3 separate regions of the Mus musculus genome follow, and all the other regions are linked to region 1. Evidence: chromatin loops called from intact Hi-C (ENCODE). Cell type or tissue: heart. All regions are shown on one strand.

Region 1 (8,000 bases):
ACAGCTGGAATGGCTAACTTCAAGGATTACCAGCCAGGTCACAGGCCAGAGCACCTGAAAGCAAGCGGTCAGTCTGACCAGCAGTAAGCTCTTTCCAGTCCCCTCCTGCCTCGTCTTCAGGCCACGCCTTGTGGGTTTTGTGTTTTGTTTTGTTGGTTGGTTTCTTTTCTTCTTGCCAACCCCATAAGCTCCAGGTGTCTTAGGGTTCAGCCCTATGCCCATTTTCCTTCCCACATATGACTATGCTCCTGAATGCTGTCTGGGTGTGTGGTATCGTTCAGATCCATGTCTGCAGTACTCATCTCTCTGGAGAGCCTCACATACGCACCCCTGCCTGCCTGAAAGATGCTCTCCCAGGACAGGTGGGGATGTTCATGCTGGGGACACACAGGTCAGAAGGAAGCGCAGAGGAAAGGACACTAGTGTACTTCAGCAGCCAGGCTGTCTAGGCTGCAATCTGGATCCCGTGTCTTGGTGGCTGTGTGAGACGGGGAAACTTTTCTGTTTGCTTGCTTGTTTCCTCTTTTATTATATCATTTCTGTTTTTGAGATAAGATATAGAGCCCAGAATAGCCTCAAACTTGAGATATAGTCAAGGCTGACCCTAAACTTTTTTTTTGTTTGTTTGTTTTTTAAAGATTTATTTATTTTATGTGAGTACACTGTCGTTGTCTTCAGACACACCAGAAGAGGGCATCAGATCCCATTACAGATGGATGTAAGCCACGATGTGGTTGCTGGAGTTGAACTCCGAACCTCTGGAAGAGCAGTCAGTGTGCTTAACCACTGAGCCATCTCTGCAGCCTGACCCTAAACTTCTAATTCTCTTGCCTCTACCTTTTATATGTTCGAGTTCTTTACTCTTAGTGTCCTTTCTATCATCAGATGCTAATTACAATGGCTCCAGAGACAGACTGCTTGCTTTCAAATCCTGATCCAATATTTCCTGTATTAGCAAGTTCCTGAAACTCTCTAACTTTAGCGTCCTCTGGGGACTTTGTGAAGGTTAAATGAGTTCATGAATGTGAATAGACAGAACTATGCCTTGGCTAGTAAGTGCTATCAAAGTGCTGGTGTCATTATATATCACAAAAAACATCACTGAGCTCCACACCCAGGGCCCTGAATCTTATGCTGCTGTGTCCACCCTGAAGCAGGCAAACAAGGGCTTAAGAAAGGCCAAGTAAGCCCCCCAGCTACTCAGCTGGTCAATGGCAAAGCAGGGCGGCAGACATCGGTCCTCCCACTACCTGCATGTACCGTAGGATGAGGTGCTGTCCAGGACGCAGGCCGAGCCGACTGTTCCCGGGTAGTGTAAACCGGACAAGATAGGTGTCCTTGGTGACCTTCTCCATGGTGCTGATGTGGAAGGCCAGGAAAGTCTCTGGACTCAGCTTGGCAGAACAGCTCTATAAGAGGAAAAGATTTGACCTCAAGAGTCAGACCCAAGGAACACACTCCTAGCTCCTTTCCCTGATTTCGATGAGCGTCATCTCCTGATGTGACAGAGAGTTGGCCCTGGCTTCCTCTTGATCTACAGCATACATAGTACATGGAGTTTACTCTTCTTGTAAGCTTTCTGTAGCTCCCCACAACTGTAGGACCAAGCCCAGGCTCCTTAGCCTACATTCGAGGGTGCAGCAGACAACTACAAGCTTCATTTTATTTGCCAGAGACCAGACCTTAGGCTTTCATTCCCCCTCCCAAAGCCACCTGTCATTGCACACCTACCTCAAGGTCTTTATTGTTCATAGTGTATCCCCTGTACAAAACACCTGCTCATCCTTCAGATCTAGTCAGTTCCAGAGCTAGAGAGTTGAAAAACTGAGGGCGCCTTAGAGACGATCCAGTCTAACATCCTTGTATCACATATGGGGACGCTGAGGCCTGAAACGTCTCAGGTTTTGGATTTCAGGAGGAATGCTGGGGTAGACTGTCCTTCTGAGAACAGAGTTATTAACAGCAGAGGCAGATATTATGGCGGGAGTTCCAAAGAAGGCTCAGGCTCATGAAGCTAAGTGGGGGTTCCTCTTACAGGCTTCAGAGAGAAAAGGGAGGTCTCAGGTCTTGTAGCTGATGAGTAGGCCATGATACCCAGTGGCAGTCAGGTTGTCTGATTCCCAGGAGGCAGGAGAAGGGAGAAAGGTCCATCCCTCAGTTAACCTGCGTCCATAATATGTAGCCCTGATTAGGATCCTCAGTAAACTTCCTTTGGGGATGTGAGAATTAGAGTCACAGACAGTCACAGTATGGAGCCTGCCTGACACCTGACAGCCATCACAGAAGCTGTGAGGGTAGAGAGAGAAAGGCTGCAGCAGGTGAGCATGGCCTGAGAAGTCCCTAGTGGAAATCTAACAGTCAACCGTGAGCAGGGACTCAAATTCATGCTCATTGCCCCTAACATCCCAAGCCCTCCCTGTGTCTTCTATGGGAAGCCTTCTCTGAATACCACGGCTACCACCCAGCTTGCCTGCTTGCCTGTTGTCTCCTCACCCCCTGCCTCTGAGACAGGGTCTCATGTAGCTCAGACTGACCTCACTCCTAGTTGGCCAAGGTTGGCTTTGAGTCTTTGATTCTCCGGCCTCTAGCTTCTAAGTGCTGGGATTAAAAGAGTACGCCACCACACCCAATTTTGTGTATGCATTTCCAAAATGTAAATTACTAGGGAAATTAGTAAATTATTATTACTTCATTACAATTTAAAAGATAAAATTATTAGATTGAAATATGCTGTTTTGCGTGGCGGTGTCGCACACCTTTAATCCCAGCACTCAGAAGGCAGAGGCAGGTGGATTTCTAAGTTTGAGGCCAGCCTACAGAGGGGAGTTCCAAGATAGCCGGGGCTATACAGAGAAATCCTATCTTGAAAATCCAAAGAGAGAGAGAGAGAAAAAAAGAGCTGTTTTGTAAGACTTACCAAATTTTGTAATACCGCGTAATTTTCTGTTACCACAGGTGATTACAGAGCCACTACATACTGAACAGAACTACTGTAAAATGAACGAAGGCTTAGAAAGGGAAGAGAAAGCCATTGGGCTCCAGAGTAACAGCAACACGCCCTATTTACCTGTCTGTATCGTACCAAGTTAGTGTGCTCTTTTGAGGGCAAGGACTATGCCTTGCTCACTCACAAATCCTCATTGGCTTATAGGGCCTGGTGTATAACAGGTATTCAATGGATATCTGTTGAGTGAAATAATCATTAGGTTTGGCGTTAAACATTACAAATAACTTGGTCCATTTTATAGATGGCAAAATAAAGGCACAAGGTTAAGGGACTTAGACTATATCCACATAGCTAACAGGCTGATTTCAGGTCCTTGGATCTATTTGCTTCCATTATAAGGACTTCTTTCTCACCACTGACTAGTCAGGGAAGGCTTCCCATAGCAGGGGCACTGAGCAGGGCAGGGCGGGGCAGGGCCAGATAGATATGGCCACTCTGGACTCCTCACCTGGCTCTCAGGTGGTTGCTTCCCACTCAGCAGGCTCCTGTCATTTCTGGCTCGGGCTGTTTCCCATCTTTCCAGGTCTCGGTAGTAGAGGTCAAAAACACAGGGCGAGCAGCCACTGCCGCAGCACTGGGAGGGCAAGGGCTCCACAGGCTTCAACCGCAGCCAAGCCTCAGAATCCTCCTCCTCCTCCGTCTCAGCCATTGTCAGTGGGGCTTGGGCAATAGGGGGTGGGAGGGGGGAGGACACAAGTGAATAAGCCAGGCCTCTCTTTGCTGTCCGCCTGGGAGAAAGAAGATGTGGGGGTTGTACTCTGTTCTCTCTCTCACACTCTCCCCAAGGCCCACCAGGCTATAGGGACAGGGATGGCTTAACCAGAGGATCTGCTGTCATTTGGGGGCATGCTTACTGCTTATAACTATTGGGGTTTTGTGTGTGTGTAAATCTAAGCAGAGGCGGGGAATTTGGATTCAGAAGGCCTCTCCTACTGTGCAGGAGCTCTTTGACTTTGGTGTGTTTCTGAGGCTGGGCCACCAGTGAGAATGAAGTTGGTGTCTCACTCTTTCTGTATTCTGCCAAACACCTGGCATACAGGAAGCTCCCATGGCCTGGTGAGTGTTCGTTCCCTCTATAGTCCGGGAGCTGGGTACAGGATTTGGTGTTGTAAGGCAGAAGGCACAGGACACGGTCCCTGTCCTTGTTAAGACCTAGCACGGTGTTATACTCATCCAGTCACTCCATCTGTACTGTGCATCAGATAACTGAGTGAATGGTGCCTCTCTTTATGGCAATTACTCTTAGCATTTGGGAAGGAGATGTACTAAGACAAATGAAAATGCTTTAACTGTAAACTGCTGGGTAGTCTGAGTGTTAGTCATATTGTCCTCTGCCTCTTTTGCATTCATGGGGGTTAAATAGTCCTATTGTCTCAGTCGTTTTGGAAACTGGTAGACAAGGTGGCCACTTCATGCACAATTTTAAAGATGAAGTTCCTTCCCATCTGGGAGGCACAATCCCTGTTGCAGCCTCGCCCTGGATGCTTATCCCTACTCTTCAGGCCTTGGCTGAAAGGTCATCTCCTCTCAGAGACCTTCTCAAGTGTTCCCCTTGTCATTACCAAGCACCTTATTTGTTCTACTATGTATTCATTTGTTAACCTAAAGTGTGTGTCACGCAACTGCTCTAGAAGCCAGGGAGAGTTCACGGGCCGGTCACTAAACAATGCAACTCTGACAGTGGTCAAACAAGAGAAAAGACCTAAGGGACAGGAAGCATGTGTGTGTTGCCACCGTTCACGTCGTGCACTCATGTACTCACTCGGTGGTCCCTCAACCTATGCCCACCCGATGCTTACTTAGCACAGTCCTCACTCTGACCCCCGCAGCGAGCCTGCCAGAAGCCAGTGCACTGGACCCGCCTCCGGGAATCGGAAAACTTAGCAGCAGCAGAGCAAAAGTAACTCGCGTTCGGCGCCGGGCGAGCCGCAGTGCCAGCAGTCGGCCGCCAAGCTGGCATAGAAAGAGGTACCCGGGCCACTCGCAGGCTCTGGGAAGCCGCAGCCAGGAAAGTGTGGGCAACGCTGAGAAGGGCGGAAAGGATGGCAGTTCCAGAACTCATGAGGCGTCGGACCCGCTAAGGCATTTTAACTCCTAATTTTACAGCGAGGAGACCGGGCCCTCTCACGTTCTAAATGCCTAAGGGTCAAAGGCGTGCAAAGTACAGATCTGAGGTCCCTACGCTCCTCCGCGCCGGCCGCGAGCTCCACCACCGCGCTCACCTACCTACCAGCAAGTTTCTTCACGTGTGGCACTTCAGAAACCCCAAGCAAAGAGCACCTTCCAGGTTCCACCAATAAGGATGGGAACTGCCTGAGGGGCGGGGACAAAGCAAGCATATTCTAATTGTGATTGGGTGAAGTGTCTGTCATTCGCAAAAACCCGTCATTGCGCTCCGCCCCTTTGGCTCCCAGCAGTCCCTGCACGGGCAAAGATGGCGGCGTCCAGGTAGAGGTTTTGTAGAAACGGAGTCGGTATGGCCTTGGCGTCCGGGCCCGCTCTGCGGGCACTCGCTGGCTCTGGAAGGCTCGGCCTCGGAGGTTACGGGACTCCGAAACGTGGGGCGTATGAGTGGGGCGTGCGCTCCACGCGGAAGCCCGAGCCTCGCCCCCTGGACAGGGTGTACGAGATCCCCGGTCTGGAGCCCATTACCTACGAGGGCAAGAAGCACTTCGTCCCGTGGCTGGCGAGGCCGATCTTCCCGCCGTGGGAGCGCGGCTGGAATGACCCACGCTTCCACCGTGCCGCCCCGATCCACGAACAGACTCTGTACAAGGAAGAACCCTGCTACATCTTCCACCAGCGTTGCCGACTCCTGGAGGGTGAGGTCTCAGGACAAACGGGAGGAGACGCTGTCCCAGGCTCAGCAGTGACCCCGAGCCTGGGGAAGTTTCTTCCTCTGGAAGTAGAATAGAGTAACACCCGGCTTCCAAGAGTTGTCAGATCAAGGTGTTTGTGAAAGGGAGCAATGGAGAATGTGTGCAGAGAGGAGGGGATTTGTCTCCATGCGTGGAGAGGTGATAATAAAGCAGGTCTACAACGCTCCTTTTCTGGGGGTGTCTTTTGTTAAAATAGGCCTGGGATATGTTTTCAAAGAAAGGATTTGCACCCAAAAGTCTACCCACTTAATAACAGGTCAGAATGTCTTGAGCCTTTTCCTGAGTTGGAGGCCAGCCTAATCTACAGAGTGAATGAGTTCGAAGACAGTCAGGGCTACACAGAGAAACCCTGTGGGGAGGCGGGGGAGATACATCAATGTCTCAAAGTCATTCTGTTTCTTAAGAGGAGTGTCAGGAACTGTTTTCCAGAGTTGAACCCTCTCAGGATCAGGATGAGGATAGGGAAGATCCTAAAACCAAAAACAACTGAAGTCTGTGGGAGCAGAGATTCCAAAGGATAACTAGGAAATACAGAGACCCAACAAGGTTTGGAGCCAAATTAAGAGAATCAGTCATAAGTTTGGAAAAATCGATAGCCATAGGCCAGCCTCCTAAAAGGCCCACTTCTATGCCTGCAAGCTGATATTTTTGGCCATTAACCATTTTCTGTGAACTCAGGAGGTGCTGTGAAGGATCTCACAGACACGACCCCTTTGCATTACCCTGACAACGAATGCCTAGTGGATGGATGTGTTTCAGAAGTTAGGATTGCACCTGGAGATGGTGGTGCATGCCTTTAATCCCAGCCCTCAGGAGGCAGAAGCAGGAAGATCTCTGTGAGTTCAAGTCAGCCTGGTCTACTGAGTGAGTTCCAGGATAGCCAGGGCTACACAGAGAAACCGTGCTTTAGGAAAAAAGATCAGAAGTTAAGATTGCATTCATTGAACCAGTCTGAAAATGTATTTTCTATCCTACACTTTCTCAATGTACAGAGAGGTCTTATAAAATCCCAATAAACCCTTGTGAGATATGGCCCTGAGAAGCAGACTGGGGTTATAGAGAGACTGTGGACTTTATGGTAGACAGTCTCAGGTTCTCCTCTTACCTGTATTACCTTAAAGATAGGCAACTTGAAGCAAACTCAGTCTGTCCAAGTTTCCCCCTTCATGTCAGAATCCCATCTAACTTGTAGGTAAGTTCATGGCACAGGAGGTGACATTCAGTAAATGGCAGCTCTAAATACTTTATATTTTGTTAGGTGCTAGAGAGCCATAAAACATGGCTTGAGATTGCTAGCAGAAAAACATCACAGAGCTGGGATTTTATTTGAAGGGCTGGTATCCACTGAACTAGTCTCACAGCTTTGATTTCTCTGTGGGGAGTCAGCAGGGAACTCAGCTGTCTTGAGCATGGTTTGAACTCCTCCTGTTTTTAAGCACTCATTCCCCGTATTCTGCTCTTACCACCTGGAAGTTTCGGTTTTCAGATATCTCAAAAACAAAACCAGAGTCCCTTGAGGCAGCCTTTTCTCTGGTGCTCCCTGACAGGCATAAACATCTCTTCCTGAGCCCTCCCCTCCCCTCTCCTCTCTCTCTCTCTCTCTTCTTTTGGTTGTCCCACAGGGATGAAGCAGGCTCTCTGGCTTACTAAGACCAAGTTAATAGAAGGCCTCCCCAAGAAAGTGCTTAGTCTTGTTGATGATCCAGCTAATCACATAGAGAACCAAGAACAGCGTGTTTTGGATATCATCTCCCATGCCCGGCTTTGGCACTCCACTGAGGACATCCCCAAGAGAGAGACTTACTGGTAAGTTTCCTCCAGATAAGATAACTGAGGAGTGTTGGGAGTTATATGTTGCTTTAAGTCTCCAAATATCTCTTCTTTCCTCCAAGCCCACTCATTGTGGACAGCCTCATACAGCTGTGTAAATCCCAGATTCTCAAGCACCCTTCTCTAGCCAGGCGGACCTCTGCCCAAAACTGCACCTTAGCCACCACCTGGAACCGCGGTAGGTCACCCTATATACCAGAAGGCCTTGCTGGGCTTTTTGTTGTTGTTGCTTTTTTATTTGTGTGTCTTAATCTCTCTTACTGTCAGCCCCACCACCAGGTCCC
Region 2 (8,000 bases), 160 kb after region 1:
TGACATGTACACATGAAAGGCTGCGCTCTGGAAAACAGAGCTAAGTCCACTCCGCACTGCTGCTCAGCTGCCCCTCTAGTCTAAAACACAGGTTTCACCTTTACTTTCTTTTTGGTTGTGGTCACTTTTTTCTTCAGCCAACACCAACCAACCCCCTCGCAGCTAGCTCTTAACAGACAGACACATGATTCTGAATCTTCAAACCCCCTGCAGACAGGTTATCTGCCTCTTTCATGTAACTGCAAAGTGATGAAATACTGTTGTCCCTCAACTTAAAACACCCAGGAAGGAGGGTCTCAGGAGGCAGGCAGCAGAGGCAGGTGGGCAGGAGAGCGGGAAGGAAAGCGAGGAGGAAATAAAGACCACTGCCAGTTGGCTGTGCACTCGCTTTTGATACTAAAGAAGTTAGAGCCATCCAACCCTGTAATTATTGCCAGGATTAAAAATTTGTTACTCACATAATCATGAAAGGCTTTTGCTTCACTTGAATGTTCACAAGTGTCTCTCCTTTCAGGAGCTGCACAGTAAAGGTCCCAAAATACACTGCAAATAGAAAAAACAAAGTAAGATCAGGTTACTAATTATTACTTGTGTACACAACAGGGAGTACAGGACGCATGGTACAGCACCAGCTCTCCCAAAGGCTCCATCCTACCTTACAGCACTGGACAAACTCAGCACATAAGATAACTGGACGCAACCGCTCCTGGCAAGCCAGACGTCTGTAACAGCTGCCATGTAAGCAGCTCCTCTATGCTGGGTATCTCCCATCAGTGACACTGTTTGTGGTTAGCAGTCACTAGAGCTCACAAAGGTCAGCACGGCCCGCCCCTGGTTTGTCCACAGAGGGACTTGGATGACATTCTGCCCATCTCGGGGCTCTGTCCCTCTCACCACCCCAAACCAAAATGGCTGCAGCGTAATGTAAAAAGGTTACATTGTCAAAAGTCAGAACACGACCATGATTCATCTGCAGCGCAATCTGGGTGACTCCAGTAATGAAGGAGGCCTTATGGGTTCTTAATCCTTTAGCCTGCATCCCCACCTGTCTATGAGGCAAAAAGAAGGAGCTGTGACAACCAAGAACCTTACCCCTGTCACTAAGCAAAAGGGCCTCCTCAGACAGCACCCATCCAGTACAGAGAAAGTGGGCAGGGTGAGCGCAGCCCAGGGCACAGCACTCAAGACCCTCTGTAATTCTCTGTGATCACTCCAACACTCCACAGTCACAAGAACAGAACAAGTGCCGTCTCCACTATGAGAGTGCTACACAAACACAGGACCTTAGAAACGCCCTATACCAGAACCAAGGCCTAGCCAAACCCAGCTTGAAGGGCACAGTGAACACTGAAACTGAGGTCTAATCTGACTTGTGGTCCAATGCCGCTGGCCCCATCACAGCAAGCTCCACTGTCATTAGAAAGCACCCCCTTCAAGGAGTGCCTAGAACAAAAACCCATCCTCAGCACCCACCCACCCCCAAAAACAGCCGCAGAGTAAACATCCTAACAAGCCAGAGACCACAACCCCTGACAGCCACAACAACCCCTGACAGCCACCACAACCCCTAACAGCCACCACAACCTGAGCCTGTACAGCCAACCTTCCACTCCTGGAACAAGGATTGAAAAGCCACAGGACTTGACTCCAGGAGCCACAGGACAACCAGGTCTCTGCACAACTGCAGATGGAGGCAGGGACTACTCTCCTCCTCCAAAACTGCTTCCTGGAAAGCCCACACTGCAAAGACTTCAAGACACCCTCATTCCCAGCACCCTCAAAATAACGTCTACCCACAAGCCCAAGTTTCTTTAAGACCCACAGCACTCAGATCCATCAATCCCATCAACACGCTCGCTCACCTCTAACAGCCAACCTATCACCCACTCCCGCAGGTGGAATCCTTGCGCCACACCACCCGCCTCCTCCGACCAGGCAGTTGGGTGGTTGGCAAAGGCCATTAAAAACTCATTTTGTCTGCACAAGTTAGAACAGACACTTCATCCTCCCGATGTTCAAAGAGCCTTGAAACAGTACCCTGAGCTGGCAGTCAGGTAGTGCTAACATCCCAACGACACTACACTTGACTCAACTCCACCAACATATCAAAAGCCACCCCTCCTCCTTTCTCCTTTTCAAAAGGATGTGAAAGAGTCCACCTATCAGCCCCACAAGACATCCAGGTCACACACTCAAGACAACTAGCTTAAGGCTCTGACCCTGAGCTTCCCTCCTGCCTGCAAAAAAGACCACAGGCTGCTCAGGCCTGGAGAGAGGGTCAAAGATAAGGAGAGCCGGTCCTGAACAAGCTACAGGCATCCTGCCAGGCCACCTCTGGCTGGTTAAGGTTCTCAGTAAAATAAGGCTTTGTGGTTGCAGGGATGCTGGGGGGGTGGGGAGACGGAGAAAAGGAAGGTCCAGTCAGTCTGAATCAGTGTCTCTACAGGAAGTGCGGCCCTTCTTGCTTTTCTCATGGTCCCTGGAAAAGGCCCAGTGGAGACCTCTTAAGGTTTGGCGTTTCTGGACGCAAACATAAGGGACAGGCCAGTTGCAGAACGGACCTGGTGTCCCCTCCACCCGCCCTGCCCCCACTCCTCTAATTAAAGCAGCATGCAGGATTGACAAAAAAAAACCCTTCCAGCTCTTTCTAAGCCCCCTGCTTGGTGCCCCAGAGTGAGATGGAAAAGCATAACAAAATTCAGTCAGTCCCCACAGGCGGAGAAATGCCAGCAAAAACTTGAGGCAGCACGCAGCCTCTTCTGCCCACTCTCCCTTGCCAAGCCTGGTCAGATCACCCAGGGGTGCTTGTCCGTAGGAGGCAGAGGCTAAAGGTAGAGGGCCTGCTCTGGACCCCCGTCTTTGTTCACTTGGACCCGGACCTCAAAACAAAACACACACACAAAACTATCACACAAACTTACCACCACCACGAGTGCAGGAACCCAGGCGGTTCACCCAGTGTGATGTTTTTTTCCCATCGAATCTAGAAAAGAGGGAGCGGAGGCAGCTTAGAGGGGCAGAAAGGAGGGGGACGCAGGGCCTTCCCCAGCCAAAAGGCTGTGAAGACCAACTAACAATAAATGCCAAAAGGTGATAAAAATTCAAAATGGTGGCCACAGTGGCTGCTCCTGAAAACAAAGGCTCTAAGAATAGTGGGGAGGAGGGGGTGTCAAGAAACTGGATGCTAGGGAAAGAGAAGGAGTCCCACTCACCTCTGATAAGAAGGTCTGTGCAGATTTCTGTGCTCCTACGTGCAGTAAATATTCGTAGACGTATAAAGCTAACCTGGAAAGTGAGGAGTGAGAGGAGAGAGAGAGAGAGAGAGAGAGAGAGAGAGAGAGAGAGAGAGAGAGAGAGGTCAGATCACATTAAGGCTCGCTCTGGACCCTGCCAGTGACTGTGAGCCCGGTCTGTGCCATCCCATTGTGGCCACGACAAGAGGTGAGTACCTATCACCCCAGACAGAACAGCTAGTGGGTGGGTACCACAGACAAGCTGCACCAAGCCGCGGGAGCCGGAGACCGGTCCCCAAACTTGAACTTCCAAGTGGCACTGGGACTAAACCCACCTAGGTCTCGCAAACTCGCAAGCCCCTTACAAGAGCCCTGCCTGAGCCACCCTCCTTTTCCCAGCCCACTTCAGCTCCCTGCTTTAGCCCAGCTTTGGGGTCCGAACGGACTCGGTCCCAGTCCGGGTACTTGGCGCGCTCTGGAGAGGGCAGCAAAGCGCCGCCCTCAGCATCTCCCCCTCAAACAACTGTCCCCCAAGCCTGGGGCCGGGCCGGCGCCGCCAGCCCAGCCCAGCCCAGCCCGGACGCCCCGGAGCGCACCGGGCTGACGGGGAGGCCGCTGGCTGGGTAGGGAGAGCGCTCCCGGGCGAACAAAGCCCCCGGCACGCACTCCTCACGCCGCGGGCGGACAAAAGGAGCCTTCGGGGCTGCAGAAAGCCACGCGCCCCCTGCCCGCACTCGGTGGGCAAAGTAAGGGCCCCGCGCCCAGCGGGCCGAGCGCACCGGCTCCGAGTGGGACCTCGCCCACCCTCGTCGCGGACCCCCGCGCCCGCTCTGCCCCGCGCCTACCAACTACCCTCGCCCACCGCTGCCCTGCCGCCCCTTCAGGGTGCCCCAGCCTCCGCCGGCGCCCAACAATGGGCTCTCCACGCCACCGCCGCCGCCGCGGGGCAGAGACCCGGGCCCCAGGGGCACCAGGCGGCGCGACCCCCGCGCCCACCTGCCTCCCGCCACCCGCGGCGCGGCCCCACTCGCGAGAGGCTTACTTTTCCCGAGCCTGCCCGTCCGAGGGCACCGCCGAGCCTTTGCCTTTGGCAAACATGGCTTGCAGAGAAGAGGGCGCCGAGCCCGCCGCCGCCGCCGCCGCTACCGTCCGGTCTCCCGAGCTGCCCTGCTCCCGGCCCCCTCCCGGCGCTCGCCCGCTCGCTCGCACTCCGCTCGCCGCGCTCCCTCCCTCCCAGGCGCAGGCTCCGCGCTCTTTCCAGCTGTCAAAGCGTCAGCCCCGGCCGCGGCCCCATCGCCCTGGAACTCCTCCCGCGCCGGCTCGGCCTGAGCTGCGCCGCCGCCCGCCCGAAGCCTGCAGCTCGCTTGCTCGCGGCCCGCGCGCCCGCCGCCCGGCTCCGCCTGCGCCGCCCTCTGCGCCTTCAGCACCGCTGCCGCTGCCGCCGCCGCCGCCGCTGGTCTACTTGGAGCTCAACCGAACGTGGCTGCCCCGGCAGGAGCGCGGCGGGCGTCCACGCCCCGCGACGGACGGCCGCGGCGGCCAATCGGCGCGCGGGGGCGGGCCTGGAGGCCGAGAGGGACGCCTGTCAGCACGGCCGCGCCAGTCCCGCTGCGCCTCCTCCGCGAGCCGCTGCCCGCTCGTGCCCCGGCCGGGGGAGCGGGGGGCGAGCCTTGGCGTTGGGGTGGGGCGGTGACTCGAGGGGCTCGGGCGTGGACTGGAGCACCCGGCCGGCGCGGCGGGGACTGGGCGCTGCGACAGCAGGCGCGGACCCCGGCTGGCCCGGCGCGCCCCTTTCCGCGTCGGCCTAGCCCCCAGCGCCCCCGCCTCCCCGTGCTGAGCGTACCCTCAGCGGGCCAGGACCCCGGCCGGCCCTGCTCCCCTCTCCGCCCCACCCCGGGCTGCCTGTGCCCAGCCCTGCCTCCCGAGCCCCGGCCAGGGCTGCACGCGGAGCTGGGCGGCCGAAGCTGGCGCCAAAGCGCGCGGCTGCTTCTTTACTAGATCGTTAAAATACTTTGGGAAACCCCAAAGTGGAGCCGCGCGAAAATGGCCCTTGGCGTGCTCCAGGCAAGCTGTAGGAGGGAAAAGAGGTCTTGGACTAGAGGGAAAGAGAGTTGATTTCTCTCAAATTTCTGAGGTTTGCTAGCCCTGGCAAGTTAGCCTCTCGCCTTTCCACGGGAAAGGGTTCCGTTTGGATGAGGGACGTCACCTGGACGCCTCGCGACTCGGAATGCGCGCCGCAGAAATCTCAAACTTCAAATAAATGGAGCTAAATTGGAGAGTAGGGGACCAGAGTCGGGCGTGGGGGGAGGGGAAGCTTCCATTGTCAATGACCCAGGTGTACAATGGGAAATGGGGGGTTGGCAGAGTGACCAAGCTTTTTGCTCACGACTCCTTTCTGTCCACTCGAGGAACCCAAAAACCTGCAGTGTATTCTCATTGGAGTCTCCAAATCAAAAACTGGTGAGATAAGGGATGGCTCCCCATTTTCATACTGTTTTTAGAGCGCGGTTCTCTTTAAATGTGATAAAACATTGTCGGCACTGTCTCTTTAAAAGAGTCAAGCAGAAAAGCTGTGTAAGCGCTGATTGGCTGCCTGTTTGGATACATCTTTAGGGGAGCCTTGAAACTGTTAGCCTAGGTTGATTTTTTTTTTTTTTAACTGCGCTGTTCCAATAAACAAGTAACGCCCCTCCCCCTAACATGCCTCACACCAAACAATTAAAGGATAGGTCAGTGTCCTGGGGAAAACACGTTTTAAGTAGGAAAACTCAGAACTAGATTTCAACAAAATAAACAATAATTCCCTACCATTAAAGTTTGCTTTTTTTGCCCTGCCGAAGAGAGAAAAGGGGTTTTTAAAAGAAATGCCCCACGGCAAACGGATCTGCACTGGTTCAGGAAGGAGACTCCGGGTGCATTTTTGGAATAATGTTCTACACTTGTAACAGCCTCCCTAAATTAGAATACAGCCAAGCACCGTGGACCCCTCTGGACTCTGCTCTCTGCTAGAAACCAGAGCTCAGACAGAAGAAGGGCAGAAAAGAGAAACACTGAGACCTAGTTTGGGGATGCCAATGCCAGCCCCTAGTTTAAAGGTTGTCTTGTCAAGAAAGGGAGAAGCGTGGAGGTTGGGAGTTGAAATACAATGGTAGGAGAGAAAAGGAAATAATTACAGTTATTTTTCCCCCTAGGCAGTTTAATTTAATAGGGCCAACTTAAGGTACCTTTAGAGCCCGCGCTAATTAAATCGGTCTGCTCATACCCTTCCTCTGGACTTCCATTTTTGATGGGCTAGGAATGGTCAGAGATGGTTTGTCAACACAGTGACTCATTGGTGTCTGCAGGTCCCGCAGATGAGGAGGACCAGTTGGGTCTTGGGGGAGGGAAGGCACTGCCCTTCGGGGGCCCACTGCCGAAGCCCCCTCTCCGGGTTGGCCATGCCTAGCAGCCCAAGAGCTGAGCCACCTCAGAGCCCCTTGCTCATCCTCGCCTGTCAGCTGGCAAAGGTCTGGGGGAGGAGGGGTCTTTTAAAATCTCTGGATAGTCTGATGTTCCAACAGGCTACTATTCCTCTTGCCTTTTCTCCTTTGCAAACGGACTGGCCCCTCCTTCCTGGGCATGTGTGAGAGGAAGGGGGGGGGGGCTGTTTGTTCGGAATCTCTGTGGTCTGCCCTTTGTGGAGGCTTGACAGAGTGAGGCTCCCAGTGGGTTGGTTGGCTAAAGGAAACAGTGAGAGAACCTAGGCAGAGAGACCAGAGGGAGGTGTCTTAGCTCTTGGCAGTGGAGAGGCAGCTAAAGGGTTCCCTAGAAGACAGACCTTTCTCCAGCCCCAGCTAGCATGCTGCAGCTGGCAGTTATCCAGAGTCTTAGTCAGATCATAAGCAGGCCCAAACACCCATAGGTGGCCTTTCTGCCCCTAACTTATCTTTTCCCACTAGGTTCTCCTGCCTCCCTTAGAGCACATTTTTGGGCTGACACCTCTACTTGGAATGCCCCTCACCCCAAGCCCTTTCTCTCAACTATCTTCAAAACCTAACACTCCTCCACAGATAGCGCCTTCCAAAACTGCCTGCTCCGATCCCGTCAGCTTGGATCTCATTTGTTCAACTGAACCTACAAAGAAGTCCTCCCTCTATCCAGCCCATTGTGTAAGCCACTTGTTTACTGTCTGTCTGCCCCACCAGACAGAAAGGGAAGACCTACATTTTAATCATCTGGGTATCTCCTGAACCCAGCACAGGTTCCATACCTGTGTGTATTCGGACCTAACGGGACACCAGGGGACCCAGGGGAGGAAAAAAAAACAACACCCCAGGCCTGAAGTAGCTCTGGGCTGGGTGAAGAGATAAGAAACTGACACCACCCACAATAGGATTAGATCAGACCACGCCCTCTGCTAAGCCCCACCCACCACAGCCTCTTCCACCTGGAAGTACTATACTGTCACATCCCAGAGTGACCAAGCCATTTCTTTCAACTTCTCCTCTCCCAATCCTTTTGTTTCAGAACCTGTTTATTAAACACCTACTATGTAGCATACGCTACCCCGAGCACAGAGTAGTAACCCAGACATAAACACAACCACTTATCCTGTGAGGCTTCCACTGTTGTAAAACTCTCTGCTGGGAGCCTCTTCCTGTGACACACGACTTCCTTACTCCAGCTGGACGGTCGAATCCCCTACTGAGGGACTTCCTGTGCACCCACCCCACCCCCCACCCCGAAGCTTCCAGGCTGCAAGTAAGTTACTCCTCCAGCAGACCAGAT
Region 3 (8,000 bases), 80 kb after region 1:
GGGTATGTGAAAGAGGGGAGAACAGGCAGGGCTCCAGAAGGGCAGGTCATTCTAGGCAACAGCTCCAAGGGTCAGGCGAAGGCAGCAAGAGGGCAGAGACAGGCTCCCTCAGTCATCACCACAGTCAGGTAGGTATCATCCTATGTTTGCCAGGAGGCAGAAAGGCTATCAGAGAAAGGCCAGAGGCTGAACAGTGGGTGTTGTCAGAGAACATCCCAGGTCTGCCACTGTAGGCAGGTCTCACACAGCACAGATAATCACATTCACAACACCCAGAAAAACAATAGTGCCACCATCACCATGAAGGAGCGAACTCATGGACTTCTAGGCTATTACATCTGTTTGTTGTCATTAAGACATCTCACTATGTAGCCCAGGCTGGCCTCAAATCTGGGATTCCCTTAGTTCAGTCTCCTGAGTATGGAGACCAGGCACCACCTTGGCTGGTTTAAACGACTTCTCAACTGAGAAGGAAAGAGCCCTCCCTCTCTCACCAGTGAGAAGCAGAGGCTGACTAGGAGAGGTGCCTTTGTCTCAAGGTAACTGGTCCCTCTTCACTTTCTTAAGGGACACAGCACCTACCTAGGACACATCCCAGGGGTTAGATTTCCTGCTTTCCGATGTCACAGCTGGGGAAAGCACAGTTTAGATCCATCTCTGGGTGGAGACAGATCAGGAGAGCAGAAAGTTCCTTTCCTGCCCAGGGCCACGCCTGCTCTTAGAACAGAAGCAAGGGAACCCTAGACTCGGTACTCTTGATAAAAACAAACCAACCATAGCAGGAAAGAAGCCCTCACTTTAGAACCCTCATCTGCTTCTTTGCCTAGCAGGGCTCTTACCTGCAAACTGCTTCCCATGAACTGACAGTCAATTATCCTCCCTATGTGTGAATATGCTGACCTATGTCCCAGTGGAATATGACGTACATTCCTCAGCAACCTTTCCCAAACTTACTGATGGAGTTCCCCCTCTACCTGTCACTACCTGCTGGCATCCTTCTAGCCAGACTGGCCACAGTCTGGTTCATTTCATATTTTCCTAGAGCCATCCACCCGTTTCTATAGTTCCTATAGATGCAAGTTGTGCTTGTACACTGCCCAGACAGTAGACATGACACACTGGCCAAGTAAGAATGGGAGCAGTGTGAGGACACACACTTTGGATCCTGTAAGCCATGGGCTGGTATCAAAGAGCATATATCCACTTCTGGAACTGGGAAGCTGCAAGTTCAAACAGGCAGGGATTTTCAGGCCAGGACACCAGGTTCATAATTAGCAAGTGCTGAATTACTTGAAACCAGCCTGACAAAGAGAAGTTTAAAAACAGAACAAAACAAAAGAAAACAAACAAAAACACACCAGCCATTTTTACTCTTACCTAGGTCACCAGAGATAAGTGGGGAGGCAAGCTATAAGAGGAGCGAGGGCCGGGACCCTGACATCTTGAGGACTGCTGCTGCTATTCTGTACCTATCTTTTCTGCCCTTACCTTCAACCCTGGGGCTCCAAAAAGCAAAGATCAAACAGCATTCCTGCCGCTCCCCAGCTGACACCTAGGCCTACTGACTGTCATCAGATCATACTGCGTACAGGCTTGCACACATGTGTGGTGTGGTGTGTGTGGTGTGTGTGTGTATGTCTGTCTGTCTGTCTCATTCTTCCTGTATTTGTAAAAATACATTAGATGACATTTTCAAGCTCAACTCAATCCAAAAAAAAAGTCAAAAGTCTCACCAGAGACATTCATCAATAATTAAAATAAAAAGAAGAGTAGAAGGGGTTTTGATTTCTAGTAAGTCAGAGATTTGTTTAAGTTGCAGTTTTGTTTTGTTGTGTGTTTTGCAGACAGGGTCTTACTATGTGGCCCTAGAGAGCTGGACTGAGAGATACCCATTTAAGACTACTCTTTGGGGCTAGAGAGATGGCTGTGTGGTTAAGAACATTGGCTGTTCTTCCAGAGAACCCAAGTTCAAATCCCAGCATCCACATGGCAGCTCACAGTGGTCTGTAACTCTGGCTCCTGAGGCTCTGTGCCCTCGAAGCCATTGAGGAAGAGAACACCAATGCTCATAAAAATAATAAACCTTTAAAAAAGAAAAAAAACCCTAGTCTTTAAAAAACGTGTAATAAAAGACAATTTCTGTCTGGAGGTTCATGCAAGACAAATATCACTAGCTTGGGATAATTAGAGAGAGAGAGAGAGAGAGAGAGAGAGAGAGATGAAATGCTGGACTGAGCCATCACCACAACTAAATTATACTGCTCTTCTGACAAGCCCTAAGGGGCACACACAGAACAAGCTCCTGTGACTCAACTGAGGACACCTCAGAGGTGCCAGCACAGGTACACAATCGAGCGCTCTGGCTGGGGCATTTAAGATGATCAAGCTGATTCTGTAATCTTATTAACACCACTCCTCTACTAAGCTGCCCTGAGTCTTAGCCTGAAGGAGTCAGGCCTGAGTCCTGCCCTGGGGGAAGTAACATCCAATTTTGCCTCTCAGCACCCCCCAATATCACTGGTCACAGTGCCCACACTGGATGGAGCCAGGTCCAGATAACCTTGGCCAGCACAGACCTATTTGGCAGTGGAGGAGGCTAACACGGTAACCAAGCAATACCAGTTCCTCCTGAGCACAGCTAGAGGGCAGAGTGCTGGCTGAAACAGCTAGCCTTGCCTTCTGAGGATATTTGGGCAAATGCCCCTATGGACTGAAGGCCATGAGAAATTTTTTGTCCTTACGCACATATACAATGAGCTGAGAGATCTCCAGGCGGTCAGAAAGTTGGCTTCTCTGCCACTCGCTGTTGCTGACACCACTCAGTAACTCAAAGACACTGGAGTGGTCTTGAATCCCCAACTCCCCAATTGTCCTGTACTCAGAAATAACCAAAAGCTTTAGCTGCTGCCAAAAAAGAAAACAGAAAGAAAAACCGCAGGAACACACCAAATCCATGTCCAGCTCCTTTGCCCCTTGGAACAAAACCCATTGGAGACACACACAAAGAAGGGAGGCAAGACAAAGGAAAGGCCAGGTCACACTTGACAAGGAGCTTTCTTGTCGTTTCCAAAACAGAACTGTCCTCCATTAAAGCGCTCTTGTTGCTCGGATGTTGGTGCGGGAAAGGAGGGGCTCACAACTCTCAAACAAAAGCAGGGCCTGGCGGGTGGGGAGGCCTGGGCAGGCTCTGTCTCCCTGCACCTTGTATGCCTTTGAATGCCCGCAGATCTAGGTCCAGGGCTGGCAGCTGTCTGTTATTATCTCAGCAACTCCAAGGGCCCCGGACCAGGGAGTGTGTCCCGAGCAGGTGAACACCATCTGCCTGGCTCTGGTGAGATGTTCCTCTTCGTGCCTGCTGCTGCCCGCCAGCTGTATGGCCCAGAGGAGTCACAGGGAGTCTACGCACCCTCCCAGGACAGTACTTTAACCCTAGTCAAAGGTCCCTCTCCCTTGGTCATCACCTGGCATTTAAAAACACTGGTCACCTCTGAAAGAAAAATTTTAAGGTTTTCTGTCAGGGAGGATGTGCAGAGTGTGGGACATAAGAAAACAAGAGCCCACTGACACACCTTCCCAGAGGCTAATTTTAAGAAGGGTTTTTAATTGATCTATAAAGAAAAAATTCTACCTGCCTTTTAAAAAGCACTCCCTGCATTAGCTAAAACATTCCCAACACACCCTAGCCCATTTCCTCCCTCCCTGGCCCTCCCAGTTTTAATGGGGGTAAGTGGCTCCCTGATGCAATCTACAAGGCCGGGTGGATCCAGACCACAGGGAGGGAAGAAGCCGGGTGGGAAGCAGGTCTGCTGGGTCGGGTTCACAAGGGGTGACTCTGAAGGTCTGCAGTTCTGGCTCTGCCTTTTCACTCCCCTTCCCTCTCCTCCTTCCCTCCACTATTTTATAGGTTCCTGCATTTTTGCTGCTGGGCTACTAAACAACTGTAGGTGGTATCCTACACCACATGACAAGCCAGTGACCCACCCTGCTCTAAGAGGCCGACTTATGGGTCTCACCAAGGAGAAAGGTTTTGGTGGATAGGTAGGATAAGCCTGCCTGCCTGCCCTTGGGTCTGGATTTGAGGATGGGGGTGATGGCACCTACAGGAAGCATCATGTGTCCTCATTCTTGGAAGGAGTATGCAGAAGGGATACACCCCTAGTGCCATTTCTCTGGGGCTCTCAAGCAATAAGAATTCTGCAGCTGGACATACTGCTTCCTGGGGTGAGGAAGGTCAGGCAAAGGCGGTCCCTGAGTAGAGAGCTGGTTGTCCCAGAAGGGGGCAGCAAAGTGAAGGTCTGATCATGGGCAGCCACCAAGCTCCAGAGTCTGAGATAGGACCAGGCTACATGCGACACACGGCAGCTCAAATGCCCACGGAAAGGGCTCTCTTTTCCTGAACAAAAGCCAGAAAGGATGAGCCCAAAATGCCAGAGGCAGCTCCTGAAGAACCCTGGGTGCTGGTGTGCTCTTGGGACTCCCTAACTCGCAGGACCTGTTGTGGAGCTTAGCTTGTAAAGACAGAGGAGCTTGCAAAGAGCTTGTGGAAACAATGGCAGGAAGCCGCTGGCCACACAGGTCCCTAATCAGAAGTGAGTCAGCCAGCCACAGGGCTGAGCCATCCTGGCTTCTATCCTCCATCACCATTGGGAAGAGAGGCAAAGAGAGGCCACTCACTGCACTGAAGGAACAGGCCTTCTGCACCCGGAGCCCACATTGTAGTCAAGTTCTAAGGTCTTCAAGTGGAGGACAAGCTAAATTCCTGTCAGCACACAAGCCGTACCAGTAAGGCAACTTGGTGGGTAAGAACACGTGCTGTGTAAGCATGAAGACACACACAAAAAGCTGGGCATGGCCACCTGTGCCCTACTATAGCACTGGAGAGTACAGACAGGTAGATCCTGAGAGCTTTGTATCTTACCAGCCCAACCAACAACCAACCAACCAACCATACACACAACCAACCAACAACCCAACCATACAAACAAACAAAAACTGTGACAAGAAGGGACAAATTTGCTGGGTGTGGTGGCGCATGCTTTTAATCCCAGCATTCGAGAGGCAGAGGCAGGTGGATTTCTGAGTTCGAGGCCAGCCTGGTCTACAAAGTGAGTTCCAGGACAGCCAGGGCTATACAGAGAAATGAGAAACCCTGTCTCGAAAACCAAAAAAAAAAAAAAAAAAGGAAGGGACAAACTTAAGGTCATGAAATCCCCCAGCCCAGAGCAGGGGCTAAAGGGGCTAACATGGAGCATGTGTCCAGTCCCCCTAGACCCCTGCATAGTGACACATCTCAGTGAGTCCCTCTGTGTGCAAGGAAGCCCCACTGACAACTGATCCTCACAGTGCTAGAAACTTTCGCCAATAAGCTGCTGCCGCCTTTGACTTAGTTCAAACCTCCTAGCCCATGCCAGGGGCTGCTTGTAGCTCCCACCTTGTTGTGGGAGACACAGAGCCTTATAACACTACACCCTGTGGGAGCTATTAGACTGTGAGTCTCCCCTCTGGTGCCAGGTGATGGATCCAACTTCCTGAAAATATGCATCCTCCTTGAATCTACTTCAGAAAGGCAGGCCTAGGTGGGAGGCTAGGGAGGGGCTGGGATGGGAAGGAACATCCTGTCTGCATCAGAGCAGGGAGGTGGCTCTGGAGCCACTCATGTGCACTTCAGCCTTTCCCCCCTCCTCAAGCAGGAAGTGTTCACTGGACGAACAAACATGCATCTGGGGTCACACTAGGGTTAGGGCAGTGGAGCCAACTCTGATTTGTGGAAATGAGCCATCCAAGACAATGGGTCTACAAGCCACAGAAATCAGCTCCAGATGCAGGCCAGAGACAGCGGCCTAGGGACCTGCAGGGTAATCAATCCTGCTGATGGTTTATTCTCCAGAGGAAGATCTGGGGGAGGGGGCTGTACCGCGTGGCTCCAGCACAATGGGAGGCAGCTGGGAGCACAGCCCCAGGACGCTCCTCTAAAGCCTGAGAATCCGGTCGGCTGTTCTGCCTCTGGCCTTCCTATCTTCAGCTAGAACCCGGGAGGGAGCAAGGGACACACCGCACTCAACCGTATGCCTGTGCCCTGGAGTCAATGTCCAAGGCCTCACATGGAAAGTGTAAAGTGTGAGGTCTTAGGCAGCCCTCCCTCTGCAAACATCACCTCTGCCCTGTGTCTGGAGTGGATGCTGCTTAGGTTCAGAGAGCTGGGCTTTCCGAAACTCCAGAGCAGGGAGTGGGAGGGCCTTTACTTTTAGACCTAGGAGGCAACCAAGTGGCTGAGATGGGAGACAGAGGGAACCAAGGCAGACAGGCAACAAGGAACTGAGCTGGAGCCAGTAGCCAGGTCTCCCTGATGAACCCGAGGCTCCTCCTTGCCAGCTCCCAACCTGGACTTAGTCTCCAGGCAGAGAATTACTTGGCAGGGCTGGGAGGGAGGGAGAGTGAAATGAAGTTCTGAGGATCTACTATGGAGCACAAGCATCACGGACAATCAGAAAGGAGGGCGGCGCCCCATTTCACTGAGCTCTCAGGTCCACAAGAAGGCTCTTCTACATCACACACTGTGACGTGCAGAGACATGGCTGTCACCCTGGGCCCTCACCTGACACATGGTTAAGTGCACAGGTACAGGAGTTAACTAGATGAGAAGTTACAGTTGCCAAGACAAGAATACTGAACTTAAATTCCTTTAGGTTCTGCTTTAAAATTACTTTGTCAAAGGGTGTTTCTGAAGTCTGTAGAGCTGGGTCTCACACCAGTATAGAGGAAGCTGCCCCGTCTGGCGTGTAAAGCCCATGCAGTCAAAAGCTACCTATGTACTGGCCAAGAAGGGAATAGGAGCCTAACCTCCCTTAATCAGCAGGAATGGGGGAAGGGAGTTTAAAATCTCAAGAACAAAAGAAAGGCAGAGCTTGTCACTCTGGCCCTGATCATCCATGGCACCCTATCCAACCATCTGTCACGTCATATAGAAATTCCCTGTGTGTGATTCTGTCTGCCTGGAGTGACTGCTGGCTCTTCTCCATCTCCCAGTCCCACTGAGCTTGGTGCCCAAGAGGCCCCACAAATACTCTTGAATAAAATGATGCATCAGGGTTTATACTAGAGCCTTCGGTGCACAAAGCCAGCCCTGGGGTACTCATTTCTTGATAGTCAGGCTCTCTAGGCCACAGCTTACTTCCTTTTGCCATCTCTGAGAGAAAGCGTAGGCAGCCATCTTGATCCAGCACAATGGATCAAGGTCACGTGTGGTCCACCTGGGACTCCCTTCTTACTTCTTGGAATATGGGATAACGGAGAGCTTACTGCACTTCACCTATACCAAGTGCTGTGCAAGCAGGCTAGTGTGTAAGGTAGGTAGTTAGAGCTACAACAGTATCTATGAAGAGCTAAACCACAGTAAAAGTACAGTTAGGGCAAGTCTTTCTGTACTGCCTGTGTCTGTGTAACAAATAAGTCAAGGGCCTTGAAATGAGCCCATCCTTCCTCATCCAGTCACTTCTGGGGATTTACCCCAAGGAAGCCATGGAGAATGAACTGCAAAGGTGTTCACTGCAGTGCTGTGTAGAGTGCAGGATAAGAGGGAAGGGCAGAAAGGACTAGCCAATAAGGAAATGCTTCAATAAAACCTTATGTAGCCATTAAAATATAATTATGAATAGCTGGAAGCACATTTACTCAAAGAAAAGGCACAGCCACAAGTGTAGACCTGGACAGCGTTTGCCAAGGCTGAGGCTATGGCAGGGCAAGAACAGGGAGAAAGTTTGCTTCTACTTCCTGAGCTCTGACCCTGTTTGTACGGGGGACAAATAGCTAGGCCTGTGTCTCCATCTTCCAAACCACCTACCTAGCTCAGACCCCTCCAGGAGGTGAAGAACTAGGAGAGAGGCACAAACCAAGGCAAATGAACATGCATCAGCGAGGGTTACCTGACTGACACCTCCAAGGATGACACTTACTACTGGGAAACTTCTGGGAATATGCCACACACACACACACACACACAC

The links. A loop is a pair of places that touch in the nucleus more often than their neighbours do. Peaks named below come from ENCODE experiments on the same cell type or tissue, not always from the same donor. Only the 100,000 strongest peaks of a DNase experiment are listed, where the experiment ranks them.
Region 2: a loop joins it to region 1, with 6 times the contacts of the local background. A loop is called at or near these places in 9 of 42 quality-filtered maps.
Region 3: it touches region 1 in a loop (7-fold over the local background); 2 of 42 quality-filtered maps call a loop at or near these places.

Annotation. Positions count from the first base shown.
Region 1 is chr4:107,064,279-107,072,278 of GRCm38, reverse strand. It overlaps Mrpl37 (mitochondrial ribosomal protein L37), which reads left to right and starts at 5,413. Exons shown (of 7, transcript NM_025500.2): 1 at 5,413-5,829; 2 at 7,509-7,692; 3 at 7,779-7,894. The coding sequence starts at 5,484. Cyb5rl (cytochrome b5 reductase-like) reads right to left here and starts at 5,285. Exons shown (of 7, transcript NM_001346552.2): 1 at 5,234-5,285; 2 at 3,456-3,667; 3 at 1,261-1,409. The coding sequence starts at 3,656. In heart, a CTCF peak has its summit at 4,963; a DNase peak (open chromatin) is centred at 5,368; H3K4me3 peaks cover 2,107 bases; H3K27ac peaks cover 1,448 bases; H3K27me3 peaks cover 1,375 bases.
Region 2 is chr4:106,908,188-106,916,187 of GRCm38, reverse strand. Ssbp3 (single-stranded DNA binding protein 3) reads right to left here and starts at 4,718. Exons shown (of 18, transcript NM_023672.2): 1 at 4,276-4,718; 2 at 3,213-3,285; 3 at 2,922-2,983; 4 at 459-543. The coding sequence starts at 4,331. In heart, a CTCF peak has its summit at 3,711; DNase peaks (open chromatin) are centred at 4,757, 5,827, 6,937, 7,617 and 3 weaker places; H3K4me3 peaks cover 6,303 bases; H3K27ac peaks cover 6,081 bases.
Region 3 is chr4:106,984,445-106,992,444 of GRCm38, reverse strand. All of the region lies in intron 4 of Ssbp3 (single-stranded DNA binding protein 3), which reads right to left. Among named protein-coding and RNA genes, the nearest start is that of Gm12786, 39 kb to the left of the region's middle. In heart, CTCF peaks have their summits at 2,644 and 4,275 (motif pointing right); DNase peaks (open chromatin) are centred at 4,294, 4,564 and 5,684; H3K4me3 peaks cover 598 bases; H3K27ac peaks cover 4,150 bases.